2 separate regions of the Homo sapiens genome follow, and region 2 is linked to region 1. Evidence: read pairs that join two places in POLR2A ChIA-PET (ENCODE). Cell type or tissue: CD4-positive, alpha-beta T cell. All regions are shown on one strand. Links, peaks and the distances in the headings refer to the core of each region. The heading gives the core; the rest is flanking DNA.

The links. ChIA-PET counts read pairs that join two places held together with the same protein. Peaks named below come from ENCODE experiments on the same cell type or tissue, not always from the same donor. Only the 100,000 strongest peaks of a DNase experiment are listed, where the experiment ranks them.
Region 2: POLR2A ChIA-PET joins it to region 1 with 11 read pairs; 10 of 35 experiments call an interaction of 5 or more read pairs at or near these places.

Annotation. Positions count from the first base shown.
Region 1 is chr13:48,397,985-48,405,615 of GRCh38, forward strand. The region is part of intron 17 of RB1 (RB transcriptional corepressor 1); the gene reads left to right. It also overlaps a transcript of LPAR6 not described here. Among named protein-coding and RNA genes, the nearest start is that of LPAR6, 11 kb to the right of the region's middle. In CD4-positive, alpha-beta T cell, for the core only: a CTCF peak has its summit at 3,244; DNase peaks (open chromatin) are centred at 3,127, 3,717 and 5,347; H3K4me3 peaks cover 1,301 bases; H3K27ac peaks cover 3,836 bases.
Region 2 is chr13:48,487,883-48,495,513 of GRCh38, forward strand. RCBTB2 (RCC1 and BTB domain containing protein 2) reads right to left here. Exons shown (of 15, transcript NM_001268.4): 15 at 1,081-2,369. The coding sequence ends at 2,229. Among named protein-coding and RNA genes, the nearest start is that of RCBTB2, 41 kb to the right of the region's middle. RefSeq lists enhancers at 1,198-1,337, 1,348-1,397, 5,599-5,678. In CD4-positive, alpha-beta T cell, for the core only: no CTCF peak of the experiment used is centred there; DNase peaks (open chromatin) are centred at 4,789 and 5,349; H3K4me3 peaks cover 3,545 bases; H3K27ac peaks cover 3,751 bases.

The DNA.
Region 1 (7,631 bases), core at 881-5,880:
TGCTGAGAGCTACAACTCAGGAAGGCAAGTGAATTGTAAGATAACGATTAAGCCACATTTAACACTTTTTAAAAGCATGGGCCAGGACAATGAAGCAGTATGATGCCATATATACTTTTACACAACAGCCATGCTAATATAATGATAAAGCAATTATGCTATATTTTTAAAAGCTTCTCATGAATTACCTAAAATAACCATGTATTTACTTTTCTTTGCCAGAAAGAGGAAACATTTTATTTTAATTTTAAAAAATTCAATTCTGAAAACATAGCTAAAGCTTTAACCTTTCTCACTCTGACCCAATATATTCCTAATATAGCTTTGCCCTTGACTTCCACAGCTAAATACTAGTTTCTCAAGTGATTTAGGAGACTTGACTTCATTATTCAAAACTGAAATTATTTAGCTTGTTCTAAATGCAACTTTGCTTCCCACTATGTCTATTTTTCCATTACTTTTCAAATCATCTGGGCTTAAATACTGAGCACTTTCTCCTTTTCTTTCTCAATAGTTTGATAGAGTCCTGTAATTTTTTTTTAAAGCTGTCTCTCATATTTATTATATTATTATTTTAATATACTTCATTACACTTCCCTAGAACAGATCATCAGCTCTCTTTAAGTAATTTGTCTGAGGTCACCCAGTTGGCATTTGAACTCATATTGGTTTGATTCCAAATTCCATACTGGTTTCTAGTAAAGGTCTCTGTCACTGTACTACATTATTTCTGTGAAATCATTCATGCTGTTTTTACTACCTCTATAATATATAGTCAGGCATATGGGACAGTATAAAGGGAGCAATACAAATAGTAAGTTAATTTTATTCTAAGTGAAAGCATAATATGTATGTGTATTTTTTATCCTGAGTAACAAGGGAAGTGTTTTGCCTAGGAGCTAATAAGTAACAAGAAAGGGAAAAGTAACATTTGTTGACTAGCTCCTTTGTGCAGTGCACTGTGACTATTGGTCTGGCTTATTCCTCAGGAAGAAGGATTAAAAGAAGACTTTACAAAAATGAGCAAACTATATTATAAAAGTAAATGCTAGTATGCATATATGTTTCATTCATGCAACTCCTAGAAATGAGAATTTACTATAAGTGTTTTCAGAATCCACAATAATTTAGGTTGAAATTAGGTATTTGGATCAACTTTCAAGGGAAGGGGTGACAATGAGGTGAAATAGACATCTAGATTGTTTTCGTAGACTGAAACATTGGACCTGAGGTTTTTGTTGTTGTTTTACTCTTTCTCTGTTTTTAGTAAAAGATTCCAGGTATGCCTAAAGTCATCTTCTATACGAATGCAAAAATGTAACGACAAAGAAGGGAAAATAAAAGAAGGCAATATCTTAGGAATAAATATTTTATAGTGACATTATTTTTCTGCTAGTGAACTAATAATCTACAAAAATTTTAAGATAGATAAGCAGAAAGAATACAAACAAAAAAAGATAGTAATTTAACTCATATGAATAATCATCCACTGAAATGTAGCAAGGATATGCTACATATGAAATGTAATTAGATGATTGCTTAAAGATCTAGGAATATAAGCTCAATGTAATAAAATAACTTTCTTCATCATTGTTAAGGATTAATAAGGCATTAAATGGGTTTTCATGTGGGTCCTCATATGTTAAAAAGGACAACAATAAGAAAATCTAAAGAAACTGAGATAACTTATAAATCAATGCAGGTATTCTGTGTTAAATGCTTATGTAAGCCTGAGTTCTTCATCCAGATCTGTTTATGATTTTAAACATAAAATCATTTTCATTTCTAAACCTTTGCTCAAGTAACTTGTAGTACCTGAGTCCTATGTCTGATCCCTAAGTCTATTCTTTTCTCTATGTATCTATACCCTTCTTTAATTTTAAAACACTCTGACATATGAAAAAATGCCAGAGTTTACTGTAGAGAAATATTCATAACTTGTCTATTCATGTCACTCCTCCCCACCACACCATCCATATTATACACATTACCCATTCTCTTTGTTCATTAATTGGCAAAAGGGACTAAGAAATTCAAGGATGTCCAAAAATAAAAAACAAACAAAAATCTAACAACTCAGGAATGTCCTGTAGGTAGCTCATAGAAACTTAGTTTAGGAAGTAGTGCTCATCACTTGCTTACTTCTTTGGAAGTTTGTCTGATAATTATACAGACCAGCATCAAAATAACTCTCATTTATGTGTGTGACATTTCAGTGTAGAAGTAATAATAGGTAATGTTTTTGCATATGTCCTATTATAGGTACTGTTAAAAGTGCTTCAGTGTATTAACTCATAACTTCTCACAACTCTATGAAATAGATTCTGTCATCACTGTTTCACAGATGGAGAAACTTTCCTGTGTCCACAAAACTGGTTGGTGACAGAGCCAGAATTTTAACTCAGGCTATCTGGTTCCAGAGACTATACTTTTAGCCTCTATGTTGCCTTTTAGTGTATATTAGTTTACTGTTTGGTATGTGCATTGTCATGATTCGTTTATTTGCTCATGTTTTATCTGTGTTTGTATTTTTGTGTTTGTGAGTGTTACTATGCTATGGCAAAAAGGGCCTAGACTTTGAATTAGCGGATCTTACTTAATATTCACAGAAGCCTGGAAGTGTAAACACTGCTATCCCTATTTTATAGATAAAGAGACCTGAGGTCCAGAGATGTCATGTAACTTGCTTTGGTGTGGTTCTGAACAAATTATGTCTCTGTATCTCAGGTTTCCTTGTATGTAAAATAGGGATAACTTTCAGTTGTTGTGAGGAATAAATGAGCATTTATGAGAATAGTAATTAGAAACATAACAATTAATTGTTAGTACCCTTCATTCCTTTTCCTCTGCTATACAGTGATTTCATAAGAACAGAGAACCGAGGATTCAGTTACACAGTATTAACCTGTTTATCTTGGCTTACTATAAGTACAGAGAATTTTTCTCTTCTCTTGAGGCACCCCTCCTCCCCCATCACCTTCTCAAAATGGAAAAAGTTCAGGGGGAAAAGGCATCATGGGACTCCAGCATTGTTAAGTATGGGCAGTGTTCACTGTTATATTACAGTTGGAATTTGTTATGTTGCTTTAGTTATGAATCATGTCAGTAATTACCCTGAGGGTGGTGTTAGTTCACTATTCAAGTACAAACAAGAAGGGAAGTAGCAATGGTAGAAGAATAGCTAGGACATACTCTCTGTACCTAACCTGTGGGATGGAAGCACATATACTCTTATTCAGAGAATTTTATAAAGAGTCATGATGTTAGATAATTACTTGAATTTAGTTTTAGAATTTTCAGTTTGTAAACTTACAGTCAAATCTTAACTGGAATTGTGAGGAAGGGCTCTAGAATTCTGGATATGCAAGAAACAAAGAAGAGAAATAGGAGAAATCGATCCTAATTAGTGTGGCTTCTGAATTTCTGCAGCAAAATAAAAGGCTGTTATTAATTATTGAGTTTACTAAAATTTTAGAACTACTCTAAGGCAATTATGCTTCAATCATCTAAGCTTACTTACCTTTAATTATAAAATAGAACAACTTTTTGGCATTTCATTTTTCCAACTATTTATAGCATGTTTTAAAAACTCTGAACTGTCACGACCCAGTCTGTTTCAACATACACATTTGTGGTCCTTGGTGTTGTTACTAATTTACTTAATTGGGTCTTCATATTTTCAGCTTTTCTCAGAAATGGCCAAATATCAAAGGTATTTTTGGTGTCTTCCTGTAAGTGCTAGATTTAGAACATGATAAGGAAACGTAGAATAGGAAACAGCTGGATTTGTTTCTTAGCCTTTTCAAAAAAGCCTTTTCTTACTTTGCTAAGTTTCAGTGGTTCTTATCTCCACTAAATATAACAACAAATTTATCTTTAAGATTTTGATTATATTCCTTAAGAATTCTTCAAAGACTAACATAAATCTGTCTTGCTATCTTTTAAGTCTGGTCATTTTATCATTATGCCCTTTTCTTATTTTAAGATAATTTAATTGTCTAAAAGTTTTTAAATTTACATATTAAGTAATGATAGTTTTTATATTAGGTTTTATCATTTAGTTTTTTTCTTTTAAACATTAAGATGAAAAAGGTGGAGAAGTGAAATTACTTGTCTTTTACATGAGTCATAAACAAAAATGAACATAGGATACACTAATCCAATACTGAACTTACTATCTGTTCTTGAAAATATAATTTTTTTGCATTATCTTTTTCATAGGAATATCAGACACCTTTAATAGTGTACACTTTTAGATTGGCATCTGATTTAGTTGAACCCACATATTTTAACGGGGTCTTCTGAAAATAAACGTTTGCACATTTCAGTTCCAATGAAGAACAAATGGCCTGGGGAAGGGATGGAGAGTGGTAAAGAAATCCCTTGTAGAAAACCTTTTTTTTTTTTTAAACAGATGAGTCTCACTCTGTTTTCCCAGGCTGGAGTGCAATGACACAATCATAGCTCACTGAAGCCTTGAACTCTTGGGCTCAAGTGATCCTCCCACCTCAGCCTCCTTAGTAGATGTGACTACAGGTGTGAGCCAACACACCCAGCTAATTTTTTTTATTCTTTGTAGAGACGGGGTCTTGCTGTTGCCCAGGCTGGTCTCAAACTCCTAGACTCAAGTGATCCTATTGCTTTGGCTTCCCAAAGTGCTGGGATTAGTCATGAGCTGCCACTCTTGGCCTACAGAAACTATTTATATGTGTCCTTTGCTTTATTTTTCTTTAAATGCAGGTCCATTTTTTCCCCTCGTTTTAGGTAGCTAAGATTATATTGAATCATGTGTGTTTCAGTCTTTGTCATCTCAGGAAGTCTTATGAGACCACAACATAAAGTATAGTAATTTTTGTCCAATAATTTTGGCCATTAGCAAAAATTACCTATATGACATATAAATCAAATGGTATAATTTTTTAGTGCTAAGTCTTAAGTAGTATTCATTTTTATTTAAATAAATTGCTTCTGTTCGTAAAGTACTATATATAAAACCTTTTTACCTTTTTTATATATAAAACCTATGATTCATAGGTTTTATGTCCTATTAAAATATGAGCTAACAATAATTGGTAAAATTAGTTGGAAAATTATCAGTTTTAAAAGAAAATTAAATTGAAGGTTATGTTGTTAGTAATTTAAAGATCTCCTGTGTTTTGATGTAAAAACACTATTTTTTAGCAGCAGTCAAAGGGCTTAAGTAGTATGACTTTTTGTGTAACTTGGATTGTGCAATTGCTTTTAAAAATGAAACTATTTCTCATTTATAATGAGATAATGGAACTCAGTGTATCGGAAGAGCAGACTGAACACACACTTCTACCTCCTTTCTCCCCGCAAACCCTACAGAAGTGACAAAAAAGACACATATCACAGGGGAGTGAAACCCAGCAGTACTCAGACTGTGAAGCAGAAAAACTGTGGAGGGAAGTGGAGGAGTTGATTCATTTTTTTAGTATAAAAAATAAATGATGAGTGTATTGTGGATACAATAAAGTAGAGAAAACCACAGCACACAACACCCCCAGGAAAGGGGACTGGTGGAAGTGGGAGTCTTAGAGAGCCCCCAAGCTCAAAGTAGCAGATACAGAGAGTGGGGCAATAATCAGGAAGGTTTTCTAAAGTGCTGTTTGGCAATGGTCCTCAAACTTGAGCATGCATCAAAATTACCAGGAGGGCTTGTTAAAACACATATTACAGATTGCTGGGCCCAGTCACAAAGTTTCCAGTGTAGGGTCCAAGAATTTGTATTTCTGATATGTTTCCAGGTGATACTGATGCTGCTGGTCTGGGTACTACACTTTGTGAGCAACATTTTAAGAACATGAAACACCTGGACCAGTCCCCCATCTAAGGCCATGCCAGCCTATGAGAATAAAAAAAATGCACCTCTGTAGTCCCAGCTACTTGGGAGGCTGAGGAGGGAGGATTGCTTGAGCCTGGGAAGTTGAGGCTGCAGGGAGCCGTGACTGCACTACTGCATTCCAGTCTGGGTGACAGAATGAGACACTGTCTCAAAGAAAAACGAAAAAAAAGCACCTTCCTCTTTACTAATGGATTATAAAAAGATGCCGTCCGGACACAGCAACCCTAAGCTTGGTATGCAGAGTTTAGGCTGAAGCCCCATGCTGTTGTGCAGTGCATAAACTGTACAGATACAAGCCCGCGCCCACCTTCAAATTTTGTGTACACTTACAGACACGGGGCTAGGGTTTCCTGATGGTGCCAAAGAGAGAAGCAGAACAGAAATTGAAGTAAACCGAGACTTCTGTAACAGACCTAAAGAAAAAGAAATAGGAAAGGCAGTTCTTCCTAGGAGGAAAATACAACAAAGTATTGTACTGGTAGGTTATGTAGTTCCTTACTTTGGTATTTTCAGGTACCTCAGTTCAATATTTATTCATTACCATAAGAAAGACCAGAGGAAATGGAGGAGAGAAAATAATAAAAAAGAACAGAAAAAAAAAATTCCAAAACTAATGAAAACCAGGGGGCTTCAGATGGAAAGGGCCCATAGTGCCAAGCATGATGAATGAATGTGGATACTTTTTGTTTTTTTTTAATGACAGTCTCGCTCTGTCGCCCAGGCTGGAGTGCAATGGTGTGATCTCCGCTCACTGCAACCGCTGCCTCCTAGGTTCAAACGATTCTCCTGCCTTAGCCTCCTGAGTAGCTGGGATTACAGGCACGAGACAACGCGCCCAGATAATTTTTGTATTTTTAGTAGAGACGGGTTTTCACCATGTTGGTTAGCCTGATCTTAAACTCCTGACATCGTGATCCGCCTGCCTCGGCCTCCCAAAGTGCTGGAATTATAGGTGTGAGCCACCCCACCCAGCAAAAAATTCAGAATTCTAAAGATAATGAGAAAATTATAAAAGCTTCCAGAGAGAAAAAGTAAGCTATTTTAGGGGAATGAGATCCAGATCAGCACAGAAGTTCTCATTAGGAATACTGGATATTTTATAACCTAAAATTTGTCAAATATGACAGCAAAATGAAATTTGGAAATGCAAGGACTCAGAATGTTTATCTTTTGACTGCCCTTTTGAAATGAAATTACTAGGGAATATGCTTTAAAAAAATGAAAAAAGAATCCACAAAAGGGAAATCATAAGACCTAATAAAAAAACTGTCACACCAGAGCAGAGAGAAAAATGCAAAAAATCCTACGATGCAACAAGCCCAGAAAATGTTTGTTCCACATGAGAAATCAGATAGTTTCATAAAGAATGCCTTCAACAACAAAATGGTTTCTTTTAACAATTGTATAACCTCATCTAAATGGTGGGAATTTAACAAATACAGTTTAAAGTTGATAAATCAAGTAATAAGAGTAATAATGAATTTGTGTATTAACAAAAGAAAATTTGCCTTTTTTCCTCGGGCTTTTGAAGAATTTTAAGATTCATTCTAATTATTGAGACCAATTATGTGCCAGACACTAAAATAAATGAAGTTCTAGGGTGTTTTTCTCCCATCCTTGTTGGCCCATAGTTTTGACTGCATATAACAGGAGATGGCATGCACAGCCCACAGACCATAAATTTTGTTTTAACACAGCCGCTTTATTCATTTATATATTGTCTGTGGCTGCTTTTGCACTGCAGTACAGAGCTGAGAAGTTGCAG
Region 2 (7,631 bases), core at 1,738-6,737, 91 kb after region 1:
TCTGGAACACTGACAACACCTAATGCTGGTGAGGATGTGGAGCAACTAGAACTCTCATTCACTGCTCATGGACATGAAAAACGGTACAGCCACTTTGAACTACAGTTTGACAGTTTCTTAAAAAAAAAAAAATACTCTTAACATATAATCCAGTAATCATGCTCCTTGGTATTTACCCAAAGGAGTTGAAAACTTATGTCCACACAAAAACCTGTACACAGATGTTTATAGTAGCTTTATTTGTAATTGCCAAAACTTGGAAGAAACCAAGATGTCCTTCAGGAGGTGAATGGATAAACTGTGGTACATCCAGGCAATGGAGTATTATTCAGCACTAAAAAGAAATGAGCTATCAAGCCACGAAAAGACTTGTGGAAACTTAATTGCATATTATTAAGTGAAAAACCAATCCAAAAAGGCTATATACTGTATGATTCCAACGATAGGACATTCTGGAAAAGGCAAAACTATGGATACAGTAAAAAGATCCATGGCTGCCAGGAGTTAGGGGCAAAGGAGGAAGGGATGAATTCCGCAGAGCTCAGAGGATTTTTAGGGCAATGAAACCACTCTCTATGATACAATAATGATGGACACAGGTCATTATACATTTGTCCAAACTCACAGAATGTGCACCACCAACAATGGACCCTAATGTAAACTATGGACCGTGGGTGATAATGATGTGTCCAAGCAGGTTCATCAGGTATAACAAATGCACCACTCTGGTGGGGGGTGTTGACAGCAGGGAAGGCTGCGCATGTGTAGGGCATGAGGCATAAGGGAAAACTGTGTTTTCTTCACAGTTTTGCTGTGAACCTAAAACTGCTCTACAAAAATAGTCTTCAAAAAAGTCACCTCACCAATAAAGAGCAGACCAAGACAATAATATGAATGATAATTAGGTTGTTTATAAGCTATTTGTGGTCTAGGGTGGGCTTTCCTATGAGACTTTATCCGAGTAACTGCTTGATAAGAGCATAATATATCCAATTTATTTATGTACATCTAAGAGACATGAGGTTGACATTTTATAATTTTGCTGCTGTTTTGGGATTAAAAAAAACCCCAACACATTTGTTCTGTTATCTGCAAATAAGCACTTTATTACCAAATAGTTCAGCATCAGAACAAGAATTCTAATTCCAAAAGGGTTTCCTTTACATTACATGACATTGTGAGATACACATTAGAAGAATCTGAGACTATGTTCCATTTCAGTTTCTCTTTTGCAATTAGGTAATTTGTTTTGATCTAAAAAGTACAAATTTATCTCATTCTTGTTAATGCTGTCCATGAAATGTAAGTATCAGTTCCTTCTCAGCTAGTGCTTTATAGTTATACTGGTGCCAGGTTAAGAGACCTATTTTATAGTGAGTGACATGAAAGTCAACTACAAGAAAAGCACATTGTCATTTTCATTTACAGAGGCAAGTCCCTCTTAACACAAAGAAAAGCAAAGGACCTTATGTGATTATGTAAGGCAGATCAGCCCAGGAATTTCATTCAAAGATAATACTTCATACTCCATAATCCCATGTGAGAAATTAATGAATGACTCCAAGTAAAAAGAAAATTAAAATTAGCCCTTGGGCCTTGACAATTTAATTGCCAGGGCCTTTTGTCAATTCTAAACAATGTTCTAAATTAGCCACAATTTCTCAGAATGATATACCAGAAGAATATGAACCTCAATAATTACAGGCTGTTTTAAGTTTATTTTGTGAAAGTTATTCCTTCTCCCAGTATTCCATGACTAAAGCTGTTCTCAGGACATACTGAAGATTTATAATAAATTGAGTGCCTATTATACACAAGGCACTGTGCTGAGTGCTGAAAATGTGGTAAGGACAGACAGCACTCCTTGTCAAGCTATCTATGTGGTATCAGCCAGCTGAATAATGGAACATTTGGGCCAGAATAGCATATACTGAGACCAGGGTACCAAAGGTGTCCAATTTAAGTGACTCAAAAAGAGGAAATGGTAAATAAGATATTTCAATTTTTTTTCCTTGACCTTAGTCACATCTGATCAGAACATTCAATGCTTTCTACATAAACTCTGGGTTTAGGCAGACAAAGACCACTCACCACCATCCTTCTTCTGACAGTTACAAGTACTCAGCCAAACATAGCTCATCATACATACTATTAATTAAAGAGAAGTGATTCATCTCTGGCTTTTGCAGGGGAAATGGAAAGGCTCAAAAACTTTCCTGCAGATGGGATCAATTTTTAAAGGCTCCAACTCTGCTTGCTTTGCTGATAAAGTTCTTCAGGAGATCATGGTCCATTTCTGCAAAACCTGATGTTTGTGTTACTACAGTCAGATGGTTTATGCAAAACCTGAAGCAGAATTCTTCTAAATCCTAGGAACAACAACAAAGATGGTTTAATAAATTCATATTTACTAATTCAATGCAACATAGCATGAAAATCGCTAAAACAAGTTAGGCAAAGAAAAAGGATTTAATAGGCAAGTGGAGGAAATGATGGCATGGTAATACCTAAAGAATAGTCATAAAAAGTATAACAAGTATGAATCATCTATGCTTGTAAAAATTTAAGTAGCACAGAGTAACATTCAAGTTCCTCCGCACTAACCTAGGTAAAGAATCTAACTTTTTCTTCCCAGAGATAGGCATGTGAGTGTGTGAATTCCTTGGTACCTTTGTCTAGTGACAGTATTTGTAACTGTTGATTTCACTTTCAATAATTGTTAAAAGCCCTATACTCCTCTTTTATATTTATATCAGCGTCTTTAAGTATGTCTGCCTATAAAGAGTTGATGGAAGAAAAAGGTAAGCCATAAAAAGCAGTAATGCCAAGAAATTGCTGCTCTGAAGTCATTAACAGGCCACCGCTTTTTCTCTTTATGAGACGACACAGGATGGGATGGATGGATTTGATCACACTACATATGCCTTCAATAATCTCAACTGGGAAAATGCTTTAAAGAAATCATGACTTCCAAGTCTCTGGTAAGAGAGACCCAACAGATTGGTGTTTTCTGGCTTACTGTAATGCACTCTGGGCCAAAGAATAATGCTGTAATAATTCTCTTGATTAGAACTATAACTTGAAAATCAGAATGAGGCTGACCAGATGCTTTTTGGCCCTGGAGAAGTGAGGGCAGGGTGCTGAGACCTCCAATATGCCTCAAACCCTAGGCTACTTGGCCTAGGACAAGATGCTGCTAGGTGGTGGTCAATTTTTAAAAGTTTCCTCTCCAAGCTACTGTAGGTAATTTATAAAAAATAAAAGCCCCAAATACTTTCTAAGCAATTACATATGAACATTACACACGATAGTCTTTTCTTCTTTAGACATAAATTATAGCAAATGCTGAAGATGGAAAAAATAAAAAAAATAGCAATGCTGATAGCCTTGCCAATGTACATATAAACCTACGGTACATTTTCTTTTAAGAAAAGAAAGAAACTATACTAGGAAAATGTTTATTTCATGCCTGAAGATAACTGGGCAGGCTGTTGGTACCACACCAGCAATATGATGTGTCTCTGTCCCAGGTAAGCCCTCAGTGATAAACAGGGAAAATTCACACACCCACTTGTCATCACAGCATACTATACATAAAAATGTGCTTCAATGATACATGCTGAATATCTCAGAGTCCATTTAAAATTATGTGCTGTTGCTTAAATTTTTAGAAATGACATTTTTGCCTACAGCACACAAAAGTGAAACCAGATAGAGATGCATCATCTCTTTGGCTGAAGTCTACAGAGAGGAATGGAGGAATTCATACCTACACCACACACATTAGAGTGTGTCTGGAGTTAGGTGGCTGGGCAGTTTGATGCCTCACAGATCTGGACAGCATCAGGAAAATTGCTAATTAATGGGAGAATGAAAGGACCCTAAAAAGTTATCACTTGGATCCATGCTCCTTTACTTTATTCTAGAGTGGGATCTTCCCCTAAATACTAAATTAAGGACAGGACTTGGAAAGAGTTCCTGTGATTCTAAGAATTCAATAAATTGGCATAGGGTGGTGGTACTGGTTATAGGGGAATTCTGTCCATAGAAAACAAGGCCCCCATTATTTTTCAGTTAAAGAATTGTAGTCTATTTTGAATGCTACCACTCTGTATGGCTTCATGTTCAAAATGGGGCCCTCTGTTCTGTCCTGCAGTCCTACCACATTCTCCTAGTTTGCTCATTCTCCTACAGGACTCTCATACTTCTCCCCATAAGCCTGACATCTCCCCTCTCATCCTCATCCTCAGCTGACATGACTTCCTATTTCACTGAGAACCAGAATCACTTGAAAAGAACCTCCACAAGCTCTCCCCACCACGTCTCCTTGCCTATTACAGAGAGGCCTGTGGATGCAATCTTCTCTGGATCAAAGGTCCAAGACCCTATAGAAAGCAGAGCCCTTGCTCTGTCACTAGATCCCACTGCTCCACCTACTAAGGGGCCCTGCTCTACCAACTGTCCCCTGCATCACTGGCTTGTTCCCCTTCACTGAGTCATTTGCATCATTAGACAAGCTTCCATTTCCCACATCTTAAAAAAGTAAAGATGTTTTACCTCAAATGCCCCAAAGCTCTTCCTTTTTATCTTTATAATAAAATTACCATGAAAAGCTGCCTCTATTCCCCATCTTCAGTTCCTCTACTTCCACGCTCCGATCAGACTTCCCGCCTCACTGCGCTAAAACTGCTTGCCAAGGCCCCTCCGGCGTTCTCATCGCCAAACCCACTCGTCAGTTCTCAGTCCTCGTGCAGACGTGCCAGCAGCATCTGGTGTGGTTCGGACTTCTTCCTTCCTGTTTCGCTTTCTTTCCCAGCCTGCAGGAAACGGTCTGCTGGTTTCTCTCTTCCGTTACTGCTCACTCCTCTTCAGTCTCCTTTGCTGGTGTCTCCTTATCTCCTTAACCTCTAAGCACAGAGTGCTCAGGACTTAATCTTCAAACCTGTCTCACGTCACTGCCTCATAGCTTTGACTTCAGCACATTTCTCTCTGACTTCCAGGCTTGCTTATCCAATTTGCTTATTAGACATTTCCATTTGGATGTCTAATAGACATCACATACTTCTCATATTCAAAACCAAATTTCTGATATTTCCCCCAAAATGTTGCTCCTATCTTCTATATCTCAATAGATGCCACTTTCATCCTTACAGCTGCTGAGGGACAGAACCTCCTCAGTCGTCTTTTTTTTCCTCACATCTAATCCATCCGCACATCCTGTTGGCTCTACTTTCAAAATGTATTCAAAATCTTAACCACTTTTTACCATCCCCACAGGTGATAACTTGGACCAATCCACCATCATCACTTACTGGATTATACAGCCTCCTAAGTACCCTCCTTCACACACACACACACACACACACACACACACACACTCTTCTCTCTCTCACCCTCTCTCTCTCTCCACACACACACACACACACACACACACTCTCTCTCTCTCTCTCTCTCTCTCTTCTCTTCTCTCTCTCACCCTCTCTCTCTCTCCCTACCTCCCTCCCTCCCTCCTCAACACAGCAGCCAGGAGGCAGGAGGATTACTTCAAATGCCCATCATATCTGCTCCTCTCCAAACCCTCTGATGGCCACTCACCTTGGAACTCTGATTCCTGAAACTTGCCTATGGACTCTGCAGGCCCTGCCTCCTCCCACACACGCCACTGTGCACCTCCACCGCACCATCTCCCTGCCTCATCAGCTACTTCCCTCCCCACTGTGCTCCCTCCACACCGGGCTTGCTTTTCCCAGAACACACCACCCACACCTCCTTCAGGTCTCTGCTTGAGTCACCTGCTCACTGATGTCTTGCCTCCCTGACCATTCTATTTAAAATTTCAACTTTCATCTCAGGATGGCATTCCCTAGGCTGTCTTCCCTGTCTTACTTCTTTCCATATCACTTGTCACCATCTGACATACTATATATCCTATTCATTTATTGATCACCTATCTCCCCTCACCAGAAATTCCCATGAGAGCAGAGATTTTGGATTGTTTTGTTCATTTGCAGTACCCCAGTGCGTAGGGCAGTGCCAGGCATGTAGCAGGCACTCAGTGAATATTTGTTGAATCCATGCATAAATACTCCTGATTTCAAAATACTGAGGACAATGGAGAATTGTAGTTAAACATGCGGTTTTAAAATGTGCCCAATCTTGGACTGTATCCCAGTTTTGCAGTTTACTAGTTTACTCAGATTACTTAATCTTTCCAAGCTTCAGTTTTCTCATTTATAAACTGGATCTAATATAATAATGCCTATGTCATATAAGGTTGTTTTGAGGAGTAAATGAAACATGAACTGTGCTTAGAATAATCCCTGGCTCATATTAATTATGTACTAAGTGACAGTCCAGCATGAGGGATAATAATTTGCTGAAAGAGCCCATTTCTTGCTTATTTGAGCCAGGCAAATCAAATACAGCACTGTTCTTTATTTACGAAAGCTTGTATTTTACATTAAGTACATATACAGTCTATTTTACTTATAGTCTATTATACTAATTTAGGGTACAGCAATTAGCTGGACAGGCTGTAGTACAACAGTGCATCTCTATAGGCAAAACTGAACATCCATGAAAGGGGTATTTAGTAGGTACCTACTCTGTGTCAGACACCGTCCTAGGCGCTGGGGATATGGTTGTGAGCAAAACAAAGTCCCTGCCATGCCTCAAAGAGCTTACTTTCTAGAAAACAGAGAGCTGGAAGGTAGCCAGACAAATAATTCACATAAATAGAGAATATAAAAAAGTATTAAAAATGAAGCCTGATTCAGATGCAAACACCACGTGCCACCATCTTGACATCTGAGATGGCCCTCCATCACCGTGGCTCATCACTGTGATGCTCAAGAATGGACTAGGAAAAGTGCATGGATTTTGTCTGACCATGAAACATTCTGTGTTGTAAGTGCCCAATATGTTATTGCCTTGATATAAAACATTCACTGTGCTGTTAAATGTCATTGTTTTGAGGTAGTACTTTTTTTTTAATGTTAAGTGAAAAAAAATCTAGGTTTCAAGTATTTACAAATATATAATGTGACATAAAACAAAAACTCAGAAGCTGTTATATGAAAGTGCTAATGTTCTCTGGTTGATGAGTCATTACCTTCCTCACTTTTTGTCTTTTACAAATTTTCTTTAATAAGCATAGTATTATTTATGTAAACAGAAAAAAAGTTATAACCTTTCATCTACTAAAATGTCTCTGTTTTCTTTGACCAAAGGAGAGGATATCCTTATACCAAAAGGAAACTGACTCGAAGATGTTACAGCCTGTTTCCTAAAGATTTGGTTCTAAGATTGGTTTTCTTTCCTTTCTTTATTATCATAACAATACATGGTCACTGTAAAAGTTAAAAAAAAATAAGCAAAGAGAAGAAAATAAAAATCACCCACAATCCCACCATTCAATGATAACCACTAAGCATAGTTTTCAGTCTTTTTTTCTATGTAGATAATGAATTTTAGTTTTTTATTCAGCTATTTATACTTTTTCAAAAAATAAAAATAGGATAAGTTTTTCACTTAGTGATATATCTTGAATAGCTGCATAATTTCTTGATATTAACATTTTATAAACAAGCCTCCACTATTCACACTAACCTTTTTCTGATTTTTCAAAATTA